Linked DNA regions of Homo sapiens: all the other regions are linked to region 1. The links are chromatin loops, found by intact Hi-C in ENCODE. Cell type or tissue: PC-9. All regions are shown on one strand.

Region 1 (5,000 bases):
AAACAACCCGAATATGTAGCAATAGGGACTGGTTGAATAAGCTGTGGAACAGCCACACAATGAAGTATTGTGCAACCATTAAAAAATAATGATAACTATCTGTTCGTATTGATATGGAGACATATCCAGAATGAATATATTGTTCAGTCAAAAAAAGCAAAGTCTTTAACCACATACAGTACGTTGTCTTTTGTATAAAAAGAGAGAGGATCACTATATATCTATAATATGTATATGTGTTTAGATGTGCACGTGCATGTGTATTCATGTATATATATGAATAAACCAGAGACTAATAAAAATGCTTTACCTGTAGAGGGCAGGAAGGAAGAAGATGGGAGACACAGAACAGAAGGGCTTTTCAGTTGATCTTTCTAAATAGTTTTGACTTTTGAATCATGTAAATGCCTTGCCTATTCCAAGGGGAGAATCCCATCACCCAACAATGAAATAAATTTTAAAAAATTTAAAAGAAGCCCTATTACTATCATAAATGGAAATGCCACTTGCCATAAATACATAGCAACCATAAAAATAAATCATTACTAAAATCTCTCTCTGCTCTCTGTTTCTCTCTCTGTCTCTCTCTCTCTCTCTCACACACACACACACACACACACACACACACACACATGCATTTGTATCTGCCCCTCTCTGGGTACCACCCTTTGGAAAACATTCTTTTAAACACTGCCTTAGAGGTTGCCCAGTCTAGGAAGCTCATTTGAACCTATTCCCAGGATGGGTTAGGTTCCCCTGCTGTGGGCTCAGTCACTGCATGTGTCACACTCTATTCTAATGATTTATTTGGGATTCTATCTTCTCTGCTGGACTTGAATTCTCTGACGGCAGGAAATGTCTTTTTCGTCATTATAACCCCAGAGTCTAATTATTTGTAAGTGAATAAGTAAATTCATACATAAATAAAGAATGAGTTACTGAGTGCGTTTTTATTTAACCAGTGCTCTCTATGGACTGCAGTTGTCTTTTAACAACAGTAGTCTGGGAGAGGCTATGGTCCCGAATATGCCCCATGTGTGCCTCTCTGGTCTCATAGCCTTCTGCTATTATTTGTGTGTCTCCAGAAGCAATTGGCTCAGGAGTTCCTTAACCTCTGCCTGCATACACTTGAATGTAGTTGACTTCCCAGCAGTTGCATGTCCTGCAGCCAAAGAAAATGCTCTGGTTTCATCCCATTTGCTCTTGGAATGCCATTGCCTCCCCCGACAGTTCCAAGGGTGCCTAGGTAATGCTGATGTTATTCTGTTCAACTCTCACTCTAGATTTCTTCTCTTGCTGAATTGATATCTCTGCTTGCCTGTTTGCTTGTCTCCTTGCTGTATGGCTAGGCCATATTGCAGATGAAGGTTTGGGGGTAAGGGCAGGGGGACTTTTCATAGTGTTGAGAAATAAAAATAAAATTCTAAGCCCCCCAACCAACTGAATGAACCTCTGCTTGGCCAGGGGGCCCCAGAAAAACCTTGAAAACTGAGTTCCCAACCATGACAGGATGGGACATCAGACACACCTCGTTACAGCCCCTCCTTTGATAATCACCATTAAGCTTTCTTCCCTAAGTGTTAAACAGAAACCAGCCCTTTCGAAGACTTGCTCTGCCACTGGTTTCAACCAACCGCCTGCTGCTACTCCTCCCTTTTTGTGGGCTTAACACAGAAACTGACCAGCATTCTCTTCTGGTAAGAAATCCTGGACCATGAAGTGGTTCTGGCCAGTTGATGGAGCCTGCGTGCTGAGTGCTTTCATGTCCTTTGCTTCACCTTTTGACATATAAAGTCTAATTGTAGTACATCTAAATGTGAAGCCTCCACCCAAAGCAAACATATAACATAATGTTAGCTTACTGCACATGTGCATGCCTCCCCTTCATGAATATTCAGAGCTCCTCCTACAATCTGTTGAATATGTCTACTTAGCCAACCTGTTCAGCATCAATTCCTGCCTCATCCTTCCCTCTCTCAAAATGCCTGCTTCCAGCTCTTGCCAGAGGCTACATTTCCAAGCCTGCAGAATGGCCAGCCTGCTGGAGGTAGCTCTTTATAAGAAACAAAGGTCTCCTTTCCAAATTTATTGATTCTTCAGTTGACAGTGGGGAACATGAAACCACTTAAAACTGATAATGAGACATCACTGTTCAAAAGTCCCCAAACGACCCTCCAACAGTGACTGGCTCCTGGGCTGTCTCAGTCCTTGCTCTCCATCCTGCCCCCACGTTGTTGGGGCAAATGTCTCCTGAGAACCTCTCCCAGCTCCCCCTTCCCTAAGTTCCAAGACCCTCACTCTCACTCTCCTGGGCATCTCCAAAAACTGAAATTCCTGTTGGCATATTTTATAGAACTCCTTAATGCTTTGATTGTCATTTTCCTCTTCTAGGCCCTGTTCAAAGAACCTCATTCATCTCAAAGGTAAAGTCCTTTCCAAGATTTTGCCTGAACCAGGGTGCCATGAAACCAGGTCTTGCTTTGAGCTCAAGCTATGATGGCATTTTGTCCTACATCCAGTTCTTAGGGTCCCTCCTGGATAATAGCTCCTGTATGTAAAAAAGAAATAGAAAATGGATTCCTTCCCATGCAGCTGGAGTAAAGCCCAGAGGTTGTAGGGTGGGATGAGATGGTTCCTCCTGCTCCAGGGATTTCTATGAAACGTCACTTCAACTTGATTATCACTGCTGCTGCCCTTGCTTCTGCTCCTCCTCTCTGTCACCAGGTGTATAGTTTCCTGTGGCTGCTGTAACAAGTCACCACAAACTTGGTGGCTTAAAACATCACACATTTATTCTCACAGTTGTAGAGGCCACAAGTCCAAAATTAGCTTCACTGGACTGAAATCAAGGTGTTGGCAGCACACATGCTCCCTCTGGTGGCTGAAGAGCAGAATCTCTTGCTGTCCTCTTCCAGCCTCTAAGAGCTGCAGTCCTTACACTGCTTGCAGGTGGCTTCCACCACTATTTTAGAAGGCATCAGAGTAGCATCTTGCCCTAGTGGTCACATTGCCTTCTTTGTCAGACCTCTCCCTGCCTCCTTCTTATAAGGACACTTGTGATTATATTTAGGGCCCACCTGGATGATCCAGGATACTCTCCCATCTCAAAATCCTTAATTTAAGCACTTGTGCCAAGCTTATTTTGCCAAACAAAGTTATCATTCATACATTCCAGGGATTAGGGCCTGGATCTCCTGTGGGGCATGATTCAGCTACCACACACCTGTCCTGCTGTGCTATTCCAATGGAGCATCCTGCTGCCTGGTACGGGATGCCTCTCTCAGTCCTCATCATAACGGCCCCTTGCGTTTCTGCTGACCTTCCATCCTACATGATTCTCCAGTCTCTCTGGCAGCATTCGGGGAGGAAGGATCGATCTGGTGTCCGCTCACTGGGCTGAGAAGAAACAGCTACCAGATGCGATTCCACCCTTGGGGCCATTATCCTGGAAACAACAGACATTTTACCTTTTATTATTTTTTTTCTATATGCTTTTCCCAAAACTTTTTGCTCTCTGGGCAAAAACCAGGACACATAATAAAATGGTAGAAAATGTAGCAGAATCTCAAACTGCAGGTGTTCCTACCAAGAGGTCAGCATAAATCCATCAACTGTTTGCTGAGCCTCTGCATGTGGGTTACACCCGTGTTTCATAAACAACTGTAGACATCATCAGGGTTACTTCCCACACTTTATTAAATTGGAAATGGCAACAGGAAACGGGAAAACAGGAGAGGGACTATATTGCTATTTAGTTCCTCGGCACATAAGAAAGTGATTTAGAGGGAACTGGGAGGATTTCTGACCCTGCTAATTTGCATTCTGGGATCTGCCAACTTTTTGCCCATGTCATCACTGATAGTGGGTCAGTGTTCTAAAATACTAAGAGGGAAGATTCATGAGTCAAATTGCCTGAGTACATACAAGTCATGGTGCAGCCACTCACTAGCTATGCGCCTTGGGCAAATGATGAACTTTTCTACTGTGCCTCAGTTTCCTCGTCTAGAATATTAGTATCTGTCCTGTAGAATTATTTTTGGAATCAAGTGAGCTAGTACATAGAAAGCACTTTTAATACTCCCTGGGCCTTAGCAAGCTGAACTATGGTGCTATAATAAAGGGAAAGGTATGAATACATTGAAGATGAGTAGACTAGGACTCAAATCTGAACTCCCATACTTACTACTGGGAGTACAACTTGCAGTAGATGAGGAGAGATCTAGCAATTAGACGATTTTTGGGGTCATCAGTATATGGATGGTATATAAAGCAATGAGATTAGAGGCAAGAAAGGAAGTGAATGGGGCTGGGCACAGTGGCTCATGCCTGTAATCCCAGCATTTTGGGAGGCCGAAGTGGGTGGATCACCTGAGGCCAGGGATTCGAGACCAGCCTGACTAATATGGTAAAACCTTGTCTCTACTAAAAATACAAAAATTAGTTGGGTGTGGTGGCGGGTGCCTGTAATCACAGCTACTTGGGAGGCTGAAGCAGGAGAATCGCTTGAACGTGGAAGGAGGAGGTTGCAGTGAGCCGAGATCGCACCCTCGCATTCCAGCCTGGGTGATAGAGCGAGACTCCATCTCAAAAAAAAAAAAAAAAAATGAAAGGGAGTGAGTGTACATGGAGTTCAAGGACTGAGATCTGGGTCTACAACATGAGACCTGGGTGAAAAACAGGAAGCAGCAAAAAGGGGACAAAGAAGGAGTGGGCCATAATACAGGGCATCAACCGAGACAACATGGCATCCTGGAAGACAAGTGAGGAATTGCCAGGGATGCAGTGACCAACTACACAAATACCAAAGTGAGCATTGATGAAGGACCAGTGGACTTAGCAACATGGAGATCATTATGACTTTGGCAAAAGCTCTCTTGTTAGAGTAGTGGACCAGAAGGAAGACAGAATGAGTTCAAGAGAGAATGGGAAGCGAAAAAGTAGGAGTCAGTAAGTTTAGTCAACTCTTCCATAAAATTTTACTATGACAGGGAGCTAATAAA
Region 2 (5,000 bases), 73 kb before region 1:
TGGAGAGGTGAGTTGTACACAGCTTGTTAAGAGTCAGGACAGCAGAGAAATCCAGGTTCACCCAATTCTAATGCTCATGGCGTTCAATTTGTAAACATCACAGGATAGGCTGGGATTTGTCACAGACCATTTTTCACCAACATTTTAAACTAACATCACCATATAGCTGACCAGTGATTTTAAAGATGAAAATCTGTGCTACCCAAAGGGTGACAGGTGGGGCAGAGGCATCTGCTTCTGCTGGGGAGCTTTAGAAATGCTAATTCTTGGCCGGGGACGGTGGCTCATGCCTGTAATCCCAGCACTTTGAGAGGCCGAGGAGGGCAGATGACCTTAGGCCAAGAGTTTGAGACAAACCTGGCCAACATGGCGAAACCCTATCTCTACTAAAAAATACAAAAAATAGCTGGGCGTGGTGGTAGGTGCCTGTAATCCCAGCTACTCAGGAGGCTGAGGCAGGAAAATCACTTGAACTAGGGAGGCGGAGGTTGCAATGAGCCAAAATCATGCCCCTGCACTCCAGCCTGAGCGACAGAACAGGACTCCATCTCAAAAAAAATGCTAATTCTCAGGCCCCACCACAGACAAACTGAACCAGAGTATCTGGGGTGAGGCCCAGAAATGTGTATTTTAACATTTCCATGTGTTTTATGCAGAGTAACATTGGCCAAGCAATATTTCAGTCATCCTAAAAGGAAAGGCTTTGTTAAACCTTAAAGCAGATAATTCTGACATAGGCTACAATATGGACGAACCATGAGTACATTATGCCAGATAAAATAAGCCAGTCACAAAGGACAAATACTGCATGATTCCACTGATATGAAGTACCTAGACTAGTCAAAAATCACAGATACCAAAAGTAGAATGTTGGCTGCCAGAGACTATGGTGAGGTGAGAATGGGAAGTTAGTTTAATGTTTACAGAGTTTTAGTTTTATAAGATTAAAAGAGTTCTTGAAGTGGACAGCAGTGATGGTTGCATAACAAATGTAATTAATACTACCAAATTATACACTTAAAATTGTTAAGATGGCATATTTTATGATATACGTATTTTATTTGAATTTTATAAAGAAATTTTAAAAAAGAAAAGGAAATTCTTTTCACCAAAAGGTGCTGAAATAACAGCATATCCATGAGAAAAATATGAATATCTACTATTACTTGATACAAAAAAATGAACTGAAATTTGTTTATACACTGAAATGTAAAGGGTGGTTTCTCCCTAATACTGGGGGTGCTCCTTTCCTTCGACAGTGACATAATCTATTTGTTCTAATTCAGTAACTGCTACATCCATCTTTATTAATCAAGTACTCACCCACACCCAGGCCTTCCTCATTGATGGGTCACCAATCATGAGGGCTGGGAACAGTAGTAGAACTCAGCCACTGAAAGAGTTCATTACAGTTCACAAATTCTAGCAATTAATCATATGATCTTCCATATTCAATAAGCCAAACCAGGGAGTGGTAGAAGCAACAGATTGGAGTCACCCTCTTTGTGTTGTCACTGATGGTGTCAAATAATGATGAAACCAGTGAAGATTCCCAGGTGGTAGGGTCAATTTAAAAAAAGAAAAAGAGCAGCGGTTGAGAGATTTTATGGTGAAATCATAGACATAGAGAACCGATCTCCCTGAATCCCTGCCTCTTCTGTCCTGATTTTCTCCAATCACCTCCTCCAAGGGGAATGTTTCCTCTGAGGATCAGCTGCATGTAATGCTCACATTGTCTGCTAAAGATGTGTAGGACACAGTGCCGATAACATCATTTGTCTAGTAATTTTCTCAGTCACATCTTCCAAAGTCTATCTTACCACTTAAAAATGACGCCAACCTGAGACCAAGGACATGAAATGTGCATTGAATGTTTTGTCCATTAGCCCACTACTGGGGGCACCATTGCTGTGAACAGTACGGCATCGTCTAATTACAAGTGAACCGGATACTAAGCCAAGCAGAGAATAGTCTCCAGTGCCACTACGGTGTGGCCGGAATCTGCCAGCTTCACAGAATGGCAACTCCATGATGACAGTTGTCAATTGCCACTGCGTACCAGTAATGGCCACCAGGTGACAGCAGAGGACCAACGTATTGTATTTGCCAGACAAAGTCAGGCCCCACCCCCAGAGCTAATGATCCCTGTCACCTTTAGACTGAGAGATCAACTGTGGAGAGGAACCAGAGGAACCACAGTCCCAGTAGGCCATTTTATTCTCTGTGGCACTCAGATGAGGTTTAACTTTTGAGTCTATTGTGTTAGTGGCAAGATTACCATCTCCAGTCCAATAATGGATTGAGGCAGTGATGCTGGCCACCAGGGCTGGAGGGTCCAGTCACCCACTTGGCTTCATGTTGTCTCACCTCATATGCATCCCTTCCATGGCATCCACAAGGGTTACAAAAATGTCTCCTGAGGCTGCAGTAGTGGCTGTCAATAGCTTATAGCCCCATAGAGGAGTGTCCTTAATATACCGGTCAGTTGTCACCAACCAGACAGCTTGCTGGCTGTACCCAAGAGTAGGTGAAAAAGGCATGTCTGGTTCTTACGAGCACTGAATAAGGCAAAGGTAATGGCTTTCCATATAGCTCATTGGGCTACGGGCTCCTCCTGCAGCAGCTCTTCCAGAGTTGTCTCTAGGGCTAGATGGCTGCTGCCACCAGGTGGACACCAGCACTTTTAGTCTTCAGTAAACCAAGCCCCAGCATCCTCACAGACTTCCTGGGAGTGGTCTCCAGGTAGTCAAAAGCTGTCCCTCTGAGTAATCAAGAGAGGGACAAGAAGACCCTAAAGGTGAGGTCTCAACTTACTTGTGTAAGGAGAATTATCTATGAGACCAGACTTGCCCTATGAAGTGTTCCACTTCCATTTAATATGAGAAATCTGTGCATTTTCGATTCTGCCCTTAGTACTTGAGGGGAACCTGACAGGTGGGGCTTTAGTTTTTACAAATAAGGCAAATAGTTGTCCAATTAATCAAATGGATGGATTTAAACTGGTGGCATTGACCTACATGATCTCCACTATACATTCCTGCACTTACGTTCAGCAATTCAAAGGTTATTTGATTTGGGGGGCATTTTGGACACTAGGACAATTATTGACATTTTTCACAATTATCAATCACACCTTCTGCAGAAAAAATTTAAGTGATTCCAGATGATGCATAAATTATGGCATCTAGCTGCTTTGAATAAAATGGCTAAGAAAAATATGAGCATAAAAATCCTTTGCTAGGTGACACAGTTTGGCCCTATCTCCACCCAAATCTCAACTTGAATTGTATCTTCCAGAATTCCCAATGTGTTGCAGGAGGGACCCAGGGGGAAGTAATTGAATCATGGGGCCCAGTCTTTTTCCCATACTATTCTCATGATATTTAATAAGTCTCATGAAATCTGATGGATTTATCAGGGGTTTCTGCTTTTGCTTCTTCCTCATTTTCTCTTGCCGCCACCATGTAAAAAGTGCCTTTCACCTCCCACCGTGATTCTAAGGCCTCCCCAGCCATGTGGAACTGTAAGTTCAATTAAACCTCTTTTTCTTCCCAGTCTCAAGTATGTCTTTATCAGCAGTGTGAAAATCGACTAACACAGTAAATTGGTACCAGTAGAGTGGGGCGTGGCTGAAAAGATACCCAAAAATGTGGAAGCGACTTTGGAACTGGGTAACAGGAAGAGGTTGGAACAGTTTGGAGGACTCAGAAGAAGACAGGAAAATGTGGGAAAGTTTGTCACTTCCTAGAGACTTGTTGAATGGCTTTGTCCAAAATGCTGGTAGCAACATGGACAATAAATCCAGGCTGAGGTGGTCTCAGATGGAAATGAGGAACTTGTTGGGAACTGGAGCAAAGGTGACTCTTGTTATGTTTTAGCAAAGAGACTGGTGGCATTTTGTCCCTGCCCTAGAGATTGAACTTGAGAAAGATGATTTAGGGAATCTGGTGGAAGAAATTTCTAAGCGGCAAAGTATTCAAGAGGTGACTTGTGTACTGTTAAAGGCATTCAGTTTTAAAAGAGAAGCAGAGCATGAAAGTTTGGGAAGTTTGCAGCCTGACTATACGATAGAAAACAAAAACCCATTTTCTGGGGAGAAATTCAAGCCAGCTGCAGAAATTTGCATAAGTAGCAAGGAGCCTAATGTTAATTCCCAAGGCCATGGGGAACATGTCTCCAGGCCATGTCAGAGACCTTCAGGGCAGCCCCTCCCATCACAGGACCAGAGGTCCAGAAGGAAAAAGTGGTTTAGGGGGCCAGGCCCAGGGTCCCCATGCTGTGCGCAGCCTTGGGACTTGGTGACCTGTGTTCCAGCTGCTCCAGCCATGGCTGAAAGGGGCCAATGTAAAGCTCAGGCTGTGGCTTCAGAGGGTGGAAGCCTCAAGCCTTGGAAGTTTTGAGTCTCACAGGGGCACCAGCTGCTGGGTCCATCCCGCAGACCCTGGCCAAGCGACAGATGAAAGGAGTACTCAGACACAGGCATGCAGTGTAAGAGCAGCTAGGGGGCTGCTGGCACTAGGGACCAAAGAAAAGAGCAGCCTCGATAAGCTGGAGCTGCTTGCTTTTATTTAGTACAGGCATAATGCCGAAAGCCTGGAGCAAACACAGTCTGTGGGTAATTAACATTTATTATTCTCCTTTTAGGGAACTGGTCACGCGCGGATGATCAAAGGTCTTTTTCTGGTCAAAATGAGTAAACAAGCCTATTTAGATAAATTCCCCTGCACTCCCTTGTACCTACTTCTCACCCACTGCCTCAGGGTAAGAGAACAGCTGCCTTTATCTTATTCTCCCTGAAGCTTTGCAGAGCCTTCTGACCTTTCCAAAGGTTTGTGCCCTTTGCCTATAATTTCTCCCACCACTTTGACTGATCTCCTACAGTGTTGAGCCTGCAGATGCACAGAAGTCAAGAGCTGAGGTTTGGGAACCTCCACCTAGATTTCTGAAGATGTATGGAAATGCCTGGATGCCCAGGCAAAGGTTTGCTGTAGGAGTGGGGC
Region 3 (5,000 bases), 150 kb after region 1:
CCACCAGAAGGAAGAAACTCCAGACACATCTGAAGGAACAAACTCTGAACACACCATCTTTAAGAGCTGTAACACTCACTGCAAAAGTCCATGGCTTCATTCTTGAAGTCAGCAAGACCAAAAACCCAGAGGTTGTCACAATTTTGTCACAATTCTGGACACAGAACTGTGAGTCAATTAAACCTCTTTTTTATTTTTATTTTTGTAAATTACCCAGTCTCGGGCAGTTCTTTATAGCAATGCAAGAACAAACTAATACAAGTTCCAAACAGTTTCAGTAAATATGTAAATATTACTGGATATTTTGGGTTTTTCCCTCATTATAAGTAACTATTATGGCTGGATGTGGTGGCTCACGCCTGTAATCCTAGCACTTTGGGAGGCTGAGGTGGGTGGATCACCTGAGGTCAGGAATTCGAGACTAGCCTGGCCAACATGGTGAAACCCCATCTCTACTAAAAATACAAAAATTAGCTGGACATGGTGGCAGGCACCTGCAATCCCAGCTACTTGGGAGGCTGAGGCAGGAGAATCGCTTGAATCCTGGAAGCAGAGGTTGCAGTGAGCTGAGATCTCCCCACCTCACTCCAGCCTGGGCAAAGGAGCGAAACTCTGTCTCTCAAAACAAAAAGGAACCATTAACTGAACATCTTTATACCAAATAAATGAAAAATGAAAACTTTGCAGACCATATATGCATACATTTATATAGTATACATATGTCTTAAGCAATCAACAAGCATGCAGTGTCCGTGCTGCTGGAGATATAGGAAAATATAGATGATGTAAAATACAGCTTTATTAGAATTCTCTTAAAATGTTTGATAATATACAAGCAGTCTGACTCCCAATGCTTTGTGTCATTATACAAATAAGAAAATAACTTGCTTTAATTCTAATGCAGCATTTTTTAACCTGCTAAATAGAACTAACTTCTTGTTTCTGAAATCCTGAACATATGCCTCATTGAAATACCATTTTCAGGACATCGTTTTCCCAGCAAAAAGCTTCTTTAGATAACAGAATCATTTGGTATACACAGAACACGAATGATGACTGCAAGGGGAGGCTGCAGGGCTGGAGGAGGGTTAGAGCAACACAGTTTCCAGTTACAGTTGAGTCCTGGAAGCCAGCACCAGAAAGAGGGGAATGATAAGACCCGCCCTTTGTTCTGTATAAAGACTTGGGGCTTTTCTTTGAGTAGCGGCTGCTGCCCTGCAAATTAACAAGGAAATAGAGAAAGTGTCAGTATTGGTGTATGGAATCTACGCTCAAAAATATATGTGCAGTATTAGTCTCTTTTCTGGTTAGCGCGGAGCGAGAAGCCATGAGCAGCAAAGTCTCCCGTGACACCCCGTAGGAGGCGGTGCGCGAAGTCCTGCACCGAAACCAGCGCAAGCACCCCAAGTTTCTGGAGATGGTGGAGTTGCAGATCAGCTTCAAGAACTATGACTCCCCAGAAGGACAAGCGCTTCTCGGGCACCGTCAGGCTTAAGTCCACTCCCTGCCCCAAGTTCTCCATGTGTGTCCTGGGTAACCAGCAGCACCGTGACAAGGCCAAGCCTGTGGATTTCCACCACATGGAAAACGAGGTACTGAAAAAACTCAACAAGAATAAGAAACTGGTCAAGAAACTGGCCAAGAGTATGATGCATTTTTGGCCTCAGAGTCTCTGATCAAGCAGATCCCACGAATCCTCGGCCCAGTCCTAAATAAGGCAGGAAATTGCCCCTCCCTGCTCACACACAAGGAAAACATGGTGGCCAAAGTGGATGAGATGAAGTCCGTAATCAATTTCCACATGAAGAAGGTGTTATGTCTGGCTGTGGCTGTTGGCCACGTGAAAAGGACAGACAATGAGCTTGTGTGTAACAGTCACCTGCCTGTCAACTTCTTGGTGACATTGCTCAAGAAAAACTGGCAGAAAAACTGGCAGAATGTCCGGGCCTTATATATCGAGAGCACCATAGGCAAGCCCCAGTGCCTATATTAAGGCACATTTGAATAAATTCTACTGCTACCAGTATAAAAAAAAAAAAAGCAAATTGTGCACACTGTGGAGAAATGTACATAGTATATAGGAAGTTATAAAGTGGAAAGTAAAAGTCTCTTAGTCTCCCCATTTGCACTTTCCATAGAAAACCAACTTTGATAGTTTGAGTTCTCTTTCCAGGAATGCAATGAACACATGCATGCTGAACCTGCTCAATATAACTAATTCCTATTTCTGCAATCCTGAGCACACACGTCATTGAAATACCATCTCAAGACATTCTTTCCTGAGCAAAAAGCTTCTCTAGACAACAGGACCTGCTGCTGCCCTGCAAATTATCCTTAGATGTCTTTAGATATCCTTTTATCTAAGCACAAATGGAATCTGCAACGTGCGTTCTTCACCTAACATCATATTTTGAACATGCTTCCATATTGGTACACAGGGAGTTAACTCATTCTTCCTTGTGGATGAATTCTTATTGTACGGATGGAACACAGTGTTAGCCAGGTTTCCTACTGATGGCTATTACATGATCAGAGTTTAAGTGGTGAAGAAAAACCTGTCCTGACATGAAGACATCAACAGAGGGCCTGCCCAAAATATGGACCCTATTCATAGTAAACAGTATCTGGCCACTGGGTTTGTAAAAACAGAAATTACTGAATTCTTTTAAACCAACTAAAAGATGAATTTTAAAATTATGAAACCATCTAATGTTGGCTTGGAAATATATCCCATGGCTCTGGACTAGTGGCCCTGTCCTTAAAAGTTCCTGACTCCATTTGAATGCTGGTCCTCTCTTTTTTGCTAAAGAAATCTGACCCACAGGTTTGTATTAGTGCTCCACCTACCGGACATTTTCTACAATTGCACCTGTGATGCAGTTAATGTCCCAGACTCGATTCACTCAAAATTTAAAATTACTTTTGCTTTCAAATAATTAACTAATTAACATAAGGTTACATTTTTCTTTACTTTTTTAAAAAATAAAATAACACATAATTAGATACACTAATAATGACAGCCTCCCTTCATCTTTTTCCAGTTTCTATTCCTTTGCCTAGAAGGAACCCACAGTTAGGTGCTTGGAGTTTACTTTCTCAGACCTATTTCTATCACTTACATCCATTATCATGCACAAATAGAAACATGCTGTTTTGCTTTCTTCTGGTTTACATGTCTCGGTTCATGTTCTGTGCATTGGTTTCTCACTTTGTAGCTTAAAAACCTTTTCTTGTCAATGTGAGACTATACTTGAGGGGGTAACTGCACTATTTGCAGTTACTTTGATTTTTAAAATTGATTCTTGTTATTACATTTATATACTCAAAAGCCTAATTTTCCCATGCCCTTTTATTTAATTTATAAATCACATTGTTCTATTTAAAAACCTGGTGAACTCTGACAATAACTCTTAAGGATTTGTCACACTTACTTAATTCCTGTGATGTTTTAAACTCAAGTTATTTCAGGTTAAGTTATTATTATTATTATTATTCTTTGAGACAGGGTCTCATTCTGTCACCCAGGCTGGAGTGCAGTGGCATGACTACAGCTCGTTGAAGCATTGACCTTCCCGGGTTTAGAGAATCCTCCTGCCTCAGACTCCTGAGTAGCTGGGACCATAGGTGCACACCAACATACCCAGCCAATTTTTTGTTTGTTTGCTTGTAGAGGCGGGGTCTCGCCATGTTGCCTAGGCTGGTCTTGAATGCCTGGGTTCAAGTGATCCTCCCGCACTGAACTCCCAAAGTGCTACGGTTACAGGCATGAGCCACTGGGCAAGGCTTCAGGTTATTTTCAACTTAAATATTAAAATATTACATCTTTTTTAAAAAATATTTTAAATGACTTTAAATTAGCAAAACTTTCTCAATTACTTGATTGTAGTAAACCTAATAAATGTATAAAATTTAATCTTAATTCTTTTACAAATTCCAATACTGGTTCAAAACTTAGTAAAATTCTCTTATAACTTCCTACTAAAAATCCCAAGCCTAAAATCAGTTACTTGGCTGAGCATGGTGGTTCACACCTATAATCCCAGCACTTTGGGAGGCCAAGGCAGAAGGATCACCTGAAGTCAGGAGTTTGAGACCAGCCTGGCCAACATGGTAAAACTTCATCTCCACTAAAAATACAAAAATCAGCCAGGCGTGGTAGCTCACACCTGTGGGCCCAGCTACTTGGCAGGCTGAGGCAGGAGAATCACTTGAGCCCAGGAGGTGGAGGCTGCAGTGATGAGCCAAGATCAAGCCACTGAACTCTAGCCTGGGTGACAGAGCAAGACTCCATCAAAAAAAAAAAAAAAAAAAGGAAGGAAGGAAGGGAAAAGAAAATTTTCCAGTAGTGCTGGCTTGCTCCTGTAGTCTCAGCCACTTGAAAGGATGAGGCAGGAGGATCACTTGAACCCAGGAGGTTGAGGTTACAATATGCCATGATCACACCACTGCACTCCATGCCTGGGTGACAGAGCGATAACCTGTCTCCAAAAAAAAAAAAAAAAAAAGAAAAAGAATTAGTTACTTAATAGTAACCCATATACTGGCATCACAGGTTTAATCCAACAGCTGTTCTTATATGCTACATTCTCTAAAATATTGCCAATAATTAAATACCAAAACATACAGATTGTCCCTAAATTTACCACAAAACTATTAATAAAATGGGTGGATTTACATCAACAGTTGTTTATTTCATTTGAAACCTTTGCAGATTAAAAGCCCTTTACCCCACTATTCCTAAACAAGTAGAGATGAGTAGTCCTGTCTCTGTGGCCTGGGGCATTTAGGATAGAGCCTTCCAGCTAAGTTAAAAGATCTGATGTTTGCCTTTGGCCCTTAGTGCCACACTGAGTCCTCATTCCAGTACTATATGTCTGTTTTCTCATATCATCACCAATCCTGCAGATTAAAAGTCTACTGAATTTTTGGCCAATATTATAACCTATAAGCGCTAAGGTTGGTTTTTTCCCCTTGGATTATTCATGGGGTCTTCTGCTTGC

What was found. A loop is a pair of places that touch in the nucleus more often than their neighbours do. Peaks named below come from ENCODE experiments on the same cell type or tissue, not always from the same donor. Only the 100,000 strongest peaks of a DNase experiment are listed, where the experiment ranks them.
Region 2: it touches region 1 in a loop (16-fold over the local background); 86 of 110 quality-filtered maps call a loop at or near these places.
Region 3: a loop joins it to region 1, with 5 times the contacts of the local background. A loop is called at or near these places in 22 of 110 quality-filtered maps.

What each region holds. Positions count from the first base shown.
Region 1 is chr4:15,880,679-15,885,678 of GRCh38, reverse strand. No RefSeq gene overlaps it. Among named protein-coding and RNA genes, the nearest start is that of FGFBP1, 56 kb to the left of the region's middle. In PC-9, CTCF peaks have their summits at 2,692 and 2,892 (motif pointing left); a DNase peak (open chromatin) is centred at 2,868; H3K27ac peaks cover 395 bases.
Region 2 is chr4:15,953,521-15,958,520 of GRCh38, reverse strand. No RefSeq gene overlaps it. Among named protein-coding and RNA genes, the nearest start is that of FGFBP2, 7.2 kb to the left of the region's middle. In PC-9, a CTCF peak has its summit at 2,061 (motif pointing right); a DNase peak (open chromatin) is centred at 2,080.
Region 3 is chr4:15,727,955-15,732,954 of GRCh38, reverse strand. It overlaps BST1 (bone marrow stromal cell antigen 1), which reads right to left. Exons shown (of 9, transcript NM_004334.3): 9 at 168-1,215. The coding sequence ends at 1,110. It also overlaps the pseudogene RPL10AP7. Among named protein-coding and RNA genes, the nearest start is that of BST1, 27 kb to the right of the region's middle. In PC-9, a CTCF peak has its summit at 2,834 (motif pointing left); a DNase peak (open chromatin) is centred at 2,824.